Regions from separate parts of the Homo sapiens genome. Here region 1 is linked to region 2. A link is an interaction called in ENCODE POLR2A ChIA-PET data of the cell type or tissue named here. Cell type or tissue: OCI-LY7. All regions are shown on one strand. Links, peaks and the distances in the headings refer to the core of each region. The heading gives the core; the rest is flanking DNA.

Region 1 (7,579 bases), core at 1,896-5,895, 1.5 Mb before region 2:
GAGACCCCCCCCTCGCTTTTTTTTTTGAGACGGAGTCTCTGCTCTGTTGCCCAGGCTGGAGTGCAGTGGCGTGATCTCAGCTCACTGCAACTTCTGCCTCCCTGGTTCGAGCTATTCTCCTGCCTCGGCCTCCTGACTAGCTGGGACTACAGGTGCCCACCACCACGTCTGGCTAAGTTTTTGTATTTTTAGTAAAGACGGAGTTTCACCGTGTTAGCCAGGATGGTCTCAATCTCCTGACCTCATGATCCGCCCACCTCGGCCTCCCAAAGTGCTGGGATTACAGGCGTGAGACACCGCGCCCAGCCAATGAGACCCCTTTTGACGCAGGGCAGGTAAGCCCCAAAGTGCGGCTGAGCCCACAAGGGTTCTTGGCTTTGCCCAAGAAAGAATTCAAGGGCAAGTTAGAGGCAGAAGAAAACGGCTTTATTGAAGTGGCGGCGTTACAGCTCCATGACTGCTCCTGCAGAGCAGGGTTACCCTCTTAGGCAGAGTGTCAGGGCAGTTTTGCTGTCATATTTATACACACTTTTAATTACATGCAGATTAAGGGGTGGTTTATGCAGGCATTTCTAGGGAAGGGGTAGTAACTTTTGGTTTATGGTGCCACTGCCATGGAAAGGGGCGGTAACTCACGAGTGTTGCCATGGCAACGGTAAACTGACTTGGCTGGCTGGTGAGCGAGTCTTAGGGAAGACAGCTTCCGTCCAGGCCCTGTTTTAGCTAGTCCTCAATTTGGTCAGGTATCTCAGCCCCATCTCTGAATGGAGGCCTGCCTTCTACCTCACCTTTGTAGAAGTTTTTGTGAATACATGTCTTCAACCCTCTCGGGTGCGTATCTAAGAGGATAATACTTTTTGGGGAACTGCCAAATTGTTTTCCGGAGCAGCCGCACCGTTTTGCATTCTCACCAGCCGTGTATTCGGGTTCCAATTTCTCCACACTCTCGCAACCCTTGCGCTTTTCTGTCTTTTTGTTTATGGCCATCCTAGCGGGTGCGAAGTGGGATCTCACTGTGGTCGTGCTTTGCATTCACCCTATGACTAATCATGTTGAGCCTCTTTTCACAGACTTAATGGCCATTCTACAGCAGCCTTTTGAGCTAGGTTGTAATCTCCATCTGATAGCGGAGGAAACAGATTCAGAGAGTTGAAGAGACTTGCTTAACGCAAGGGGGTGGTGGGGCTGTGCCTGGGACTTGGGTCTGTCTGTCTCTGAAGCACCGCAGAACCAAATTAACGGTAGAAACAAGTCCAGTCTGAGCGGCAGGAGACCTGGTCGCTGGTGCGTTCACCTTGGACAAGTCCTTTCCCGGTTCCGGGTGTCACTTTCTCCTCCGTGCCACTTGGGGCGATATACTTCAAACATCTCTGGCCTCTCTAGGAACCAGAATCTCTAAGATCAATCGTTCTAGTGCGGCGTTTGCCCCGCCCCTTCAGCCCCCGTTGCCAGCGACGCCGGAAGTGCTCGGCTCTTTTTGTTTGCACCCGCCTCCGACCCGGAACTGCTTTCTTGGGAAGATGGCGGCTGTGTCGGTGTATGCTCCACCAGTTGGAGGCTTCTCTTTTGATAACTGCCGCAGGTGCCGCCTTGCTTGGGGCTTGGTTCAGGGAGGGAGAAGAGTGCGGTGCTCGGGTGGGAGCTGGGCCAAGGTGTGATACGAGAATTCTGAGGGAAGAATTCATGGCGGGGCCTGTGGCCCGCGGCTAGTGTGACTCAGGGGAATCAGGGCCTGGGCGTGGGTTTCTCCTGAAGCCGGGTCTGCTCTCCCACCTTCCCAGCGCACTCGGCCACCGTTTATCTCCGTCTCCTAAGGCACGTCACGGCCCCTTTGTAAGACTGTCTTCGTTGGAAAACGGGAGAACAGTGCTGATGGTGGGAGGATTCATTAAACAGATGGGCGTGAAAACAAGTAGCAGCTTTCCTGAGTTCTCTGTTAGGCACTTTTCATGCCAGTGCTGTGCGATGTGGTCCTGCCCTTCAACACTTGATTCTCTCATTTGCTCTTAGGAATGCCGTCTTGGAAGCCGATTTTGCAAAGAGGGGATACAAGCTTCCAAAGGTCCGGAAAACTGGCACGACCATCGCTGGGGTGGTCTATAAGGTAAGCCGGGTTAGGCTAAGAGCAGCAGTGACTGAACCGGCAACAGGAATCAGAACACTTGGCTTCCGGTGTCTCTCCCGGCTCGGTCTGGAAAGGCAAATGCTATAGAATACATCAGGAGACCGTCTTTCAGGAGCGACTGCTTTTGTCAGGTTTTGTGTGCTTCTTAACAGTTTATGTTCTTTCCTCACTTTGCTGAGGTTTTTTCTTTCTTTCTTTTTTTTTTTTTTAAACAGGTCAGTTAGCTTCTTAATTACTAGTTTAGGAAGCTGAAGTATGTGATGGGAGATCACGAGATTTGGGGTCAGACAGGTCTGTCTCACCTTTGAACTCTATAGTGCTGATTCCAACTTCTGGCAGCTCACTTTCCTTCTCACAGGGACACCTTCAGATGCATCAAATGGAGATAACTCCTGCCTTAAATTGTTGGAAACGTCAAAAGGGATAATGATTACCTGTGCAACATGTTTTAAAGAAAAGCAACATGTTTTAAAAGGAAATTGATAGTGATGGCTAATTTAATGGAAAGATTCCTGAGTCTTAATCCAGGTTTTTTCCAGATTAGCTCTGATTTACAAGGAATTTACCCGACACCTGAGCCTCACTTGAAAATGGGAATAATTCTTACCTACTCAGGATTCAATTAGTAGCATTTACTAAGAAACCTTTTCTTAAATCCTGAAAGTGTAGCACAATATTTTTGCTATGAGTTTTGGCTGGCGTTTTGAGATTAGGGGAGCATGTGGTATGGCCAACATAGTATTCCCTAAAGTAGAATAGAGAGTTGCGGTTGGCTTATATTTGTAAAATTGTTTAAAAACTTTTTTTTTTAATAGGATGGCATAGTTCTTGGAGCAGATACAAGAGCAACTGAAGGGATGGTTGTTGCTGACAAGAACTGTTCAAAAATACACTTCATATCTCCTAATATTTAGTAAGTATTGATTCGTTTGAATAACTCTTATATTTTCAAACATGTCAGGGCTAAAAATTGACCTTCCTGTGCTCCTTACTAAAACCTGTTTTTCAACCTGTATTTTCTGTCTCCCTTAAATGGCATTTCCAGCCACCTGTTACCTAAGCCAGTAACTTCAAGTCCTCTCTTTGCTTCAGTCTCCAATTGAATTGGTGGCCAGTTTTGCCCTCTCTGTGCCTCTTGAATCCATTCCCTCCTATCCTTTCCTTTGCTAAGGCTCTAGTTTGGGTTCTTTTTTCTTTTTCTTTTTTTCAAACATTAACTTGAACCATAGAGGTTCTTTTTTCTTAGCTGGACTATTGCAGTTACCATTTAATTGGCCTCTCTTAGGCATCCTATTGTTCACTCTTCTGCCATACTGGATTTTGTAAAACATAGATCTGATGGCATCCCTTTCTTAAAAAGCTTTTCAAGAGACTTGTCACATTTCCACATGGCTTTTAGGATAAAAATCAAAATTCTGTGGCCTTGCACAGTCTCATAGAAAGCCTACCCTTCAAGCGTCTTTTTCAGTTGCCATCACCCTGTGCTCCAGTTACGTCTGAACTGTCCCTATTTCCCTCATCTCCAAGCTATTCTACCGTTGCTTATGTGAGATTCTATTTAGAAACTCTGCCTTCTCTGCTTGTAGAGTGTTTTTATTCCAGCTCATATATAACCTTTTCCTTTTTTTAAACATTTTTTTCGTTCTTTTTTTTTTTTTTTTTTTTTTGGGAGAGATGCGGTCACACTATGTTGCCCTGGCTGATCTTGATCTTCTGGCCTCAAGTGATCCTCCCGCCTGGGTCTCACATAGTGCTGGGATTACAGGCATGAGCCATCATGCCCAGCCTGAAACCTTTTCTTAATGATCAGAATCAATTACCTTCTCCTCCGGTTTCCCGTAGGATTTTGTACCTATGCTATTACTGTGTATTAAATTATGTGTTATAATTTTTGTCTTCTTGTGTATCTTACACTCAACTTTGAGCACAAGGCCTCTCATATTTTCTTTATTCCCAGTGCTTAGTGTAATTACTGGTATCTGATAGTAAATACTTGGTAGATGTTGAATTGCAAGAGTTAACACACCTGGCACTTCTGTACAACTTGGATATATTTGTAGCATTAATGGAATGCACACACTGTTATCACAGAAACCAATAATTTCATGTGTTCCATTGGGCCATAGATAATGTATTTGCATATAACTAGATGCATATTCTCAATTTTCTGTTTATTTAAGGTTGACTAAACAGAGAAGTTACAGCATAGATATACTCAAAAACATCTCTCTGTACCTGAACTTCATGGAAGTTATCCAAGAACCCATTACTTCTAATTGAGCCCTCTGGTAATTGGATTTCAGCTAAGTTTCTAATTGGATTTTTCAGTTGTTGTGGTGCTGGGACAGCTGCAGACACAGACATGACAACCCAGCTCATTTCTTCCAACCTGGAGCTCCACTCCCTCTCCACTGGCCGTCTTCCCAGAGTTGTGACAGCCAATCGGATGCTGAAGCAGATGCTTTTCAGGTAAGTTTCCAGAATGGGGATTCCTACTAGTATCTTCTTCTCATATCTTAGATTTTTTTCAGCCAAGAGAAGCCTGGAAAGTAGCAAAAACACATTCAGAAATACACATTTTGTTCCGGAAATCAGTTGTTATATTAAAGAGCCATTTTAAATGGTTTTTGATGGTGCATTTGAATTTCTGGGGCCTGATTTTTTTCATGAGTAAATCACATGTCACCAGTTGAGTCATTTCCTGGAGCATAGGGATATTACTGGATAAGAGAAACTTTTTTGTTCACGGTAAGAAAGTTATAGCTGGAGGAACTATCAAGTTGTCTTGTGAAACTACTCTCTCCTCCCCATAAACACAAACCCAAATGATTGTCTCTCCTTCCCCCCACCCCCTCCCTTTAGGGGCAAAATAACAGTGAATGAAAAGTGATATTTATAATTGGCTGTCAGTGGGTATGATAATATTAATATTAACCAACCTTTATCTACCTCTTACTCTGTTCCAGGACCTATGCTAAAGCGCTTTATGCACGATTTCATCCTTTTAACTCTGAGATAGGGACTATTAGCGTCTCCTATTTGTAAGTGAAGAAATTGAGGTTTAAAGAGGTGCAGTAGCTTGCCTGACCTGACCTTCATTCTCTGCTGACTCACAGCTCATATTAGTAGTTTTGTTTCTCTTTCTCCTTTAATAATTGCGTCATTACTTTATGTTTGTATGGGTCTTGGCAGTTTTCAAAGTGTGTTTTCTCATTTGCTTCTCATAAGAGAGGCAGTGATTTTAGGAGAAGTAGCCTGGGCATTTAGTCTTGGGTTGGAATACTGGCTTCTCCTTTTGGGACTTGCCTTACCTTTAACAAATTCTTTGCCTTTTTCCTTCTGTGTAGAATGGATATCATAATACCTGCCCCTAGTGGGGTGGTTGTGAGAATTAAAGGGGAGCACGGATAGACAGTAAAGATTTTAAACTGGTGGCTCATAGGCCATCAGCTTGTAGGGAAATTTGTTTGGGTCATATGGCCTTTTTTTCTTTTTAAATAGTGGCTAACAATTGTAAATGGGGAGATTTGAATTAAAAGTCTAGATTTTGGCTTGGCACGGTGGCACACGCCTGTAATCCCAGCACTTTGGGAGGCCAAGGTTGGCGGATCACCTGAGGTAAGGAGTTCGAGACCAGCCTGGCCAACATGGTGAAACATCTCTACTAAAAGTACAAAAATAGCCGGGCATGGTGGCGCTTGCCTGTAATCCCAGCTACTTGGGAGGCTGAGACAGGAGAATCGCTTGAACCTGGAAGGTGGAGGTTGCCGTGAGCCAAGATCACGCCACTGCACTCTAGCCTGGGTGACAGAAGAAGACTCCGTCTCAAAAAAAAAGAAAAAAAAAAAGTCTAGATTTCTGTCTTTTGAAAACATTGGAAACATGTGGCCGTAATCTTCGGGAACTCATTGGTGGTTGTTGCCTTAGAAGTGGGAGTGGGTGCTCTGTCACTTTCTCTGCCTGGCTCACTTCACTGTTCCCTTCAGGGCCCTGGCCTTCCTGATAATTTGCGGGTCCTCATCTATGTGTCTAGCATGGCCTGTGGGTTTTCAGTAGTGTATATGAGGTTGTAGCAAGGCCAGTAGTATAGTTCCCATTTTACAAATGAGACCAAAGCCTAGAGTCATATGGATAGGAAGCCTTGTCTATCCAATTGCTGCTTTATGTTTGTGTACGTATCATTATTCTAATCCAGGAGAATTATTGCCAACCAAATTCTCCCAGTACAGTGAGTAGAACTTGTTAAAGCACACCTATTGATCAGATTTCTGAAAAGATTTGTGGATTTTAATTTTAAATATAAAGCTCCCTCTGGTGGCTTGCTTGGTACATTATATATAAGGCTTTTTTGAAAACTTTTTTTCTACACGATGTGTCTATGTAATAAAGGCAATTTTTAAGCTTGTAAAATTGCTGCAAATAAGATGTTTCAAGATTCTTTGTAATGTCATTTAAAACAATTAGCAAAAAAATCTAGCAAATGTTTCTGTTAATCACTTCAGAATGTTTTAAGAATCCTAACATCTCGGCTGGGCGCGGTGGCTCATGCCTGTAATCTCAGCACTTTGGGGGGCCGAGGCAGGCAGATCACAAGGTCAGGAGATTGAGACCATCCTGGCTAACATGGTGAAACCCCATCTCTACTAAAATTACAAAAAATTAGCCGGGCGTGGTGGCGGGCGCCTGTAGTCCTAGCTACAGGAGAATGGCATGAACCCGGGAGGTGGAGCTTGGCAGTGAGCCGAGATTGTGCCACTGTACTCCAGCCTGGGTGAAAGTGCGAGACTCCGTCTCAAAAAAAAAAAAAAAATTCTAAATTCTCTTTTTTCAGTGTTTTGTCATTTTTTAGTTCAAGATACTTTGTAAAAGTTAAATTTTATCAAAATTTGAGGACCATTTAAAAATATAAACCAGCATAATTATAGTCTTTTATGTCCTCTTAACATTTTTGGTGAGTTACATAAAATGAGAGTGGTATAAGGAAAGAGTTTAGGATTTGATTTTAGAACTTTGGTTCATCTCCCACCTACAGCACTGACTGTCGTATAAATTTGGGTGATTCTTTCTCAATAAAATGAGGATAATAGTTTCTGTCTATCTGACTTTTGAGGAGGACAGGAATAAAGAAGCTAGGCTCTGACCTTGCATACTACAGAGCCTACTGCGTAGTTAGAGCCCCGTAAAATTCAGTCTGAAAAAGAGTACAAGGTGTTCTTGGTACTGCTGTACTTTTTTTTTCTGAACAGCCCATTTCCTTGTATGTGAGTCAGTGAGAAAATAAGGTTTGATAAGCAGAAGTGATGTCTTTTCCCTTACTTAAGCACTGCCTTTATCTCACACCTATCCTGGCTATATGTAGTTGATGTAAGTAATGCTTGTTCTGTGAGCATGGAACCTCCTTGTTGAGTTTCATAAAAATGTTAGTGAAATGCTGTTGTGTGTTCTAGAAACTAT
Region 2 (7,579 bases), core at 2,013-6,012:
AAATTTATCAGCCAGGCACAGTGACTCACATCTGTAATCCCAGCACTTTGGGAGGCCGAGGCGGGCAGATCACGAGATCAGGAGATCAAGACCATCCTGGCTAACACGGTGAAACCCCGTCTCTACTCAAAATACAAAAAAGAAAAAAAAATTAGCCAGGCATGGGGGCAGGCGCCTGTAGTCCCAGCTACTCGGGAGGCTGAGGCAGAAGAATGGCATGAACCCAGGAGGCGGAGCTTGCAGTGAGCCAATATCGCACCACTGCACTCCAGCCTGGGCGACAGAGCGAGACTCTGTCTCAAAAAATAAAAATAAAAAAAATAAAAAATTTAAAAAAAAATTCTCAGCCACCCAAAGTGCTGGGATTACAGGCATAAACTGCCGTACCCAGCCTTACCTCTCTTTTAAAAAAGTCAAGTCACTTGAGGTGACAGACAATTATGTTCACTTATACAGCCTCTTCCATCACACCTAAAAGTTCAATTATGCTTTATTTTCATTATAGCTACTCTTTCACTACTTTTATTCTTACAGAGACATTAAAGATCACTACAGATTTTTATTGCAAATTAGTCCCGTATACCAAAACTCCATGAACTTTTTGCCTACAGTCACTGCTCTGTGCCGTAAGTGCCAATTCTATGCTCAATTATGTACCCCAGCATAAAATGCATCTCCATATTGCTAAATAAAGATTCACAATTAGCCAGGAGCAGTGGCTCATGCCTATTATCCCAAAAACTTGAGAGGCTGAGGTGGGAGGGTCGCTTGAGGCCAAGATTTCAAGACCAGCCTGGGCAATATAGTTACATCCCATCTCTAAAATAAGATATTTAAAAATTAGTCAAGTGTGGTGGTGTGTGCCTGTAGTGCCAGCTACTTGGGAGGCTGAGCCAGAGGACTGCTTGAGTCCAGGGGTTCTAGGCTGCAGTGAACTATGATGGAGACACTGCGCTCCAGCCTAAGTGACAGAGTGAGACCCCATCTCAAAAAAAAAAAAAAATTCACATTCATTCTCAATCTCCTCTTAAGCACTGTAGTTAACAGAGTGAAATGGAAAGAACTGGCCATGATAAAACCTCTTTTAAGAGTCCTTCAAAGGCAGTCGGTTCTTGAACAATCAGTGTTTACTTTTTTAAAAACTTCAACTTTTTTTTTTTTTGAGACAGAGTACTATCAGATATTTGTATTGTTTCTAGTTAACTAACATCTGAGAAGTAACAGTGACATGCAGTGGCATGGATTTGCTAATGTGCAATTAGCAGAGGCAAAACCACCTCCCAGTAAGTGACCTACCTAGCTTAATAAGAGGTGTGGGTGATACTAATAATTGAACCTGACATGCTTGAGACAAAATGTGCTAGTGCCTCATCCAAAGCTTGGTTAACCTTTATTTCTTTGGTTTTCTTGAGATTTTCTTCTTGAAAGAGTAGTATTAATGCCTCCACCTCTACCACTTCAATGGAACTCCCCACTGTTCTAAACAGTCCCTCTCAAAAATACCACCCCGTTACTTCTCACTTTCACTGAACCCCTTAAAAACCATCAATACTACAAAATTTCACAACCCAAAGAATTATTTCTTACTTCCACCTGCTGAAGTAAATGAAAATGCTGGCCATTTTCTTATTCTGAAACTCTTATCCTTTTGCATCCATTTCCTACCACTATCTTTTCTTAGTTCTGATTTAGGTTCCTTTTCTTCTATTTTTAAAATCACATCATCGTCCTTCTTTTCACTGGCTATCTCATTAGCTAACATGGTTACAGCTTTCTATTGTATGCTGATAACACTAGCACTGTCTTTTCTCTTGAATTCCACATGGGTATTTGTGTTATATTTTCTTTTTCTTCTATTCAGTATCAAAGAGTCTGATATGTGCCAGACACCAGGTATAGAATTATGGTGAGGAATAAAAGACACTCCTTACCTTTGACAGGCTTACAGTGGTAGAGAAAACAGACCAGTAAACAGGTAATTATAATATAGTGCTTGTTATAACAGAGGTGTGTAAAGGGTGTTATGAGAATACACAGCAGGGCTCTACTATATGCGTCCTATGGTCATCTCAAAACCAATTCCTTGCAAAACTAAACCATTTAATCCCCACGCGTCAGCAGATTCTTCTTTCTAGATTCTCTATCCTGGTTAACAGCCACAGATTCAAAACAACATCAAAAAAAAAAAAAAAAAAAAAAGAAAGAAAAAGAAAAAGAAAAAAAAGACACCAAACCAAAACAAATCTTGACTCCTCCTTTTCTCACCCTCCCTTGGAATAATGGATTTTAGTTCTAAAACATATCCCAAATATATTCCTTCTTCACTATCCCTCATGTCATTGACTTGTATTTTATTCTCTTTCAACCTGGCTATAACAAGTGTTTCATTCTAGACTCTTCCTAGTCATTGATTATTTAGCCCCCAAAGTTAATTTCTAAAACTTAGATCTGATCATATATCCCATACCTCCCCTTTCCTCAAAACTATTTATTGCTCCTGACTGAAAATACAATAAAATCCAAAATCCTTGTATTATTTAGTTCTTCAAAATCTGGAGCCAATTTCCATTCTAGTCTTATCTTCTTCTGTCACACCATACTATATACACAAATATGTCATGCATTTTAATGCTTTCAAGCCTTTTCATATGCTGCTTGCTCAGCTGGGAATGTGTTTTTGTTTCCGCAATCAGCCTTTCTCCACCAACAGCAACCTAGTGGATACAATCAAGTATTCAACCTCCCCCTTTCCCTTCTGCAGTGTTATTGTCTTCTAGGGCTCCTCAGGCTTTTTGTTTTTTAGTTCATCACAGAATTATAGCATTTACCACACAGTAAAATAATATCAACACTTTTTTTTTTTCCTTTTTTTTTTTTTTTTTTGAGACAGAGTCTTGCTTTGTCACCCAGGCTGGATGCAGTGGTATGATCTTGGCTCACTGCAACCTCTGCCTCCAGAGTTCAAGCGATTCTCCTGCCTCAGCCTCCTGAATAGCTGGGATTACAGGCATGCACCACCACGCCCAGCTAATTTTTGTTTTTGTTTTGTTATTGTTGTTTTTGAGATGGAGTTTCACTCTTGTTGCCCAGGTTGGAGTGCAATGGCATGATCTCAGCTCACTGTAACCTCCGCCTCCCAGGTTCAAGCGATTTTCCTGCCTCAGGCTCCCAAGTAGCTGGGAATTACAGGTGCCCGCCACCACGCCTGGCTAATTTTTATATTTTTAGCACAGACGGGGTTTCGCCATGTTGGCCAGGCTGGTCTCAAACTCCTGACCTCGGGTAATCCACCCACCTAGGCCTCCCAAAGTGCTGGGATTACAGGTGTGAGCCACCGCAGCCAGCCGTAATTTTTGTATTTTTAGTAGAGATGAAGTTTCACCATGTTGACCAAGCTGGTCTCAAACTCCTGACCTCAAATGATCCACCTGCCTCAGCCTCCCCAAGTGCTGGGATTACAAGCGTGAGCCACCGCACCTAGCCCAACGCTTCTTTTCTACTCCGCTATATTGATCAATCCATTCATTCCAGAAGCAATTACTGAGTATAAACCACCATGTCAAATGCTGGGAGTATAACGGGCACAAAGAGTCCCCCAAACTACTTGTGGACAGGGGTCTTATGTTTTACTCGTAGTAATTTCATTTCCTTACTTACGGGCAGTGTTCAATAAATTTGGTTGGTTGAATATACTTCATGGCTGTTTAACTAGTAGGGTCTAAGTAATATGAGGAAAACAAATGACAAACATGCTACTCTACATGCATGTACTGGGGATGTGGACATGGATGAAGACTAAACTCTTCATCAAATCCCCAACTGTCATGATCAAAAAACAGTTAACACAGTCACAAAAAATATACCTTGGGTTCCCTTTGGACCAAACACTAACCACTTCCCTCCCAATCCCCATCATTTTTGTTGCTCAACCAGTGAAAAAATGGGTACAGCTTTAGGGAATCTTAAGCAAGATGACTAAATCATCTTGCTAAATCAAAAGAGAAAACAATACTTATTACTTCTTGAGTGTCAATTATATGCCCAACATGGTACGAACAAGTTTTACTTGCATTATTACTAATCTTCACACCTTGCCAGATGGGTATTAAGTTCATATGACAGACAAACTAAGGCTTGGGCAGGCTGAGTAACTCGCTTAAGTTCAGAGAGAAAATTGTGGAACTTGATCCAAACCCAAGTATCTAGGTGTCTCTGTTCTTTTCTGGATTGCATCTCTCTCCCTCTCGATGTCCCTATCTCCATCCTCTCCCAATTCCAATCCATCCTCTATGCTGCTCCCAGTTGTACCCTTCTAAAACACAAATCTGGTGAGTTTACTCTCTGTTTAGAAAAAGAACAAGACAGGATGCAACAAAAGAATCAAGTCTGAAAGATGCTGTAGCAGGATAATTCCTGTGGGTTTGTAGCTCTTTAAAATTAAACAAGCAGGGTACAAAGAAGCTATAAAAAATCACATTGCATTAGTTTCAGTTTGTGTGTGTGTGTGTGTGTGTGTGTGTGTGTGTGTGTGTGTTTTCCTGGCTCTGAACTTTGTTTCACTGCACTGGTTTTCACATGAATTTCACACAGCCTATCCCTGGAAAGGGTGGGACAAATCAAACAAAACTCAATGGAACACCATCCCTTCTTTATAAAAATAAATTCCTTTCCACCACTACTAACTGCTAAACAATAGATGTCTTTGTTTTCATTCTGACTCTGAATTTTGAGACTATTTCTTTGAATTATTTTAGTGAGCTAAGAGAATCATAATAATTTAAGCTTTCTGATTAATTTCAGGTTACGTTAAAAAACCAAAACCAAAACCAAAAGAATCAAAACAATCATCTTGGGCCTACCTGCACTTAAAGGCAAGAAAAACTAGCTTATCTAAAACTCACGCTTAGGCAAATTTGAGCCTACCGTAACTGTGACAATTTACTTCTTTAAACTATTAAATCACTTTTAGTTCAATTCTACATTAACTAAAAAAGATATCGGAATTAAACAAATACAGGAAATTGTAAAACAAAATAAAACTTTAAAACATCTTTTTTATAAGTTGTAATCTTTTTGCATTGTGATTAAGTAATAACACAAACATTACCATCTTAGCCACGGAAGTGTACAATTTTGTGTCATTAAATACATTTACATTGTCATGCAACCATCACCATCATCTATCCTTGGAACATTTCCTTTCTTAACTCTGTGCCCATTAACACTAATTCCCTATTCTCTTCCTCCTCCAAAAACCACTATTCTACTTTCCATCTCTAAGAAATTGACTACTCTAGGTGTATCATATAAGCAGTGGAATTACACAATATTTATCATTTCATAACTGGTTTATTTCATTTAGTATAAGTCTTCAAGGTTTATTCATATTGTAGCATGTGTCACAATTTCCCTAAGGCTGAATAATATTTCAATGTATGTATGCCACATTTATCCTTCAATAAAAGTAAGTTTCAAAATAATTATAACTTTATAGGGTCTTTAGGGGGGATATCAGGTGTTTTCCATTACAGTTCCATGAGGTAGATGTAAGTAGCTCCATGTTTAAAAATGGAGTTTCTGAGGATAAGCTACTTAATCACTCCTTCTCAGAGACTTGGGATATCCATGTCTTTCTCACCCCAAAGTTCATACTCTCCCCACTATATCTTGATACTTCATACTTCTAATGAAAGGTACAAGAGGTAACAAGTAGGGATGAAATGTGCATAAAACAGAGTTCATTTAACTCTGTTAATTATGAGTGTGATAATGCTGACACCTGAAAAAAATCTTGCCAATGGTTTTCTCATGTTCCCATGGATATTTCAGGAAACACACTTTAATTTTTTCCAGAACTCTACATATGCTGGCTTAATGCCATTTCAACACAATATCTGTGAAACTAAATATTTAAATTGTTATTTGGATTCCACGTCCACAATAGAAGCTATCCCTGGGAACACAGGGAAAGTCAGCTTAATGTTAATGTACTACTCATTCACAAGGTCAGATTATATTCCTGACTTGCTAGTACAGATTTTAAAAACTGTTCAGATTTCTACAGTATAATTTACATTAGCATTTAATAAATGTAAAAATATGAGTATTTTTAAGCAACGCAGGGTTAGTCAAAGACTTTTCCTCTTTTTAGGAAATTAGTCAATATAGTTCCTTCTCATCTACAATAAAGAAAATGAATCTATTCCACTTAGAATATGCATCTGTTTACATTCAGATCTAAAATGTATTATTCACTTCTCTTTAATCTACATGAATTTAAAACTCAGCAGGCAAATCATTCAACAGATGATCAAAGTCTAAGATAAATGCAGAAATATAATTTGTCTTTTCTATGACCTGTTTGATTTTCAGGGGAATGCATGTAGGCAAACCATGAATGTTTGGCAGAAGATACGTGTTTTCTGTGCCTTCCAGTATGCTATCTCGTATTATCCTTCATGATAGTTAAAATATACTCCCAAAGCTGGTCCAAAGACAGTGAGTTATCTCGATTGTTCAGTCAGTTACAGAACAAACTCCTTGTTCTACTCTTTTCCCCGTTCTCACTACTGCACTTTAGTAGTCTTAAAAAATAAAATATATTCCCAAAGGATTCTGCATATCATTTCCTTAACTGATAAAAGATCATCCTCAGAAAATGGAAAACAAAATTATAAACCATAGGTTGTTGGTTAGTTACCAAAATGCATAAATAAGGGAAAAAGGGAGAAAGTTTTAAAACAGTCAAATTGTTGTTAAAGTTTGACTTAGTAACATTATGTTAAAGTTACCACAGAAACTCACTTGCTAATGTACCTTCAGAAATGCCAGATTTAGGTACAGAGAAAAATTTATTTCCACAAAGACTTACAGAACCCAAGGAGTAGTAGTTTATAACACAAATGCTGATGCAACCTTAACAGGAAATACATAACAACTATGCATTAATTCTTGGAGAGGTACACAATTAAGAAGATATATTTCTCATACTTTACAACCAAGATAATACATACATACTATTTAATGTCAGGCAGGAGCTTAAAAGTAGGTTTAGGGCTTTATTTCACTGTATAGTGATCAGAAAAAGGGATTTAGGGGGAAAAGTCTGATAGAAAACAATCTTCAAAAAATTCTCACTGAGTACCTCAGAATATTATGGTTGATTTGGAAAGAGGAGGGAAACTTTCAGGCCACATTGTATAAACTAATGTGTTCAAGACTTGCACACTTCCATATTTGGTCAGTCTGCACATGAAGAGAAACAAGGCTGTTAGGGTCAACGTGAATGGTTACAATGTAAGCTTAAACGTCTATCCAATATTGTTACAAAGTTTCTAAAGAATAATGATCTCAGGATCAACACAAAACAGAGGGGTGAGGGTGGTTGGGATGACTAGGTAACCAGTTTATGCTAAAAAAAAAAAAAAAAGCAACAGCTATGATGTATACATGGTGTTTTTCCAGGCATACTCACGGGCATTAAGTCCTGAGCCTTGAATTTTTTTTCAGTGGGATCTAACTATGTAAACTCAGTAAAACAAGGTAACTACATACAAAGCACCAAAATGTCATGCCAAAT

Evidence for each region. Peaks named below come from ENCODE experiments on the same cell type or tissue, not always from the same donor. Only the 100,000 strongest peaks of a DNase experiment are listed, where the experiment ranks them.
Region 1: POLR2A ChIA-PET joins it to region 2 with 17 read pairs; 2 of 35 experiments call an interaction of 5 or more read pairs at or near these places.

Annotation. Positions count from the first base shown.
Region 1 is chr9:124,409,367-124,416,945 of GRCh38, reverse strand. PSMB7 (proteasome 20S subunit beta 7) reads left to right here and starts at 1,504. Exons shown (of 8, transcript NM_002799.4): 1 at 1,504-1,582; 2 at 2,011-2,104; 3 at 2,941-3,038; 4 at 4,454-4,594. The coding sequence starts at 1,521. RefSeq lists enhancers at 1,548-1,597, 4,106-5,305. In OCI-LY7, for the core only: no CTCF peak of the experiment used is centred there; no DNase peak of the experiment used is centred there; H3K4me3 peaks cover 1,023 bases; H3K27ac peaks cover 219 bases.
Region 2 is chr9:122,944,998-122,952,576 of GRCh38, reverse strand. All of the region lies in intron 1 of RABGAP1 (RAB GTPase activating protein 1), which reads right to left. It also overlaps the pseudogene RNY1P15. Among named protein-coding and RNA genes, the nearest start is that of RABGAP1, 7.8 kb to the right of the region's middle. In OCI-LY7, for the core only: no CTCF peak of the experiment used is centred there; no DNase peak of the experiment used is centred there.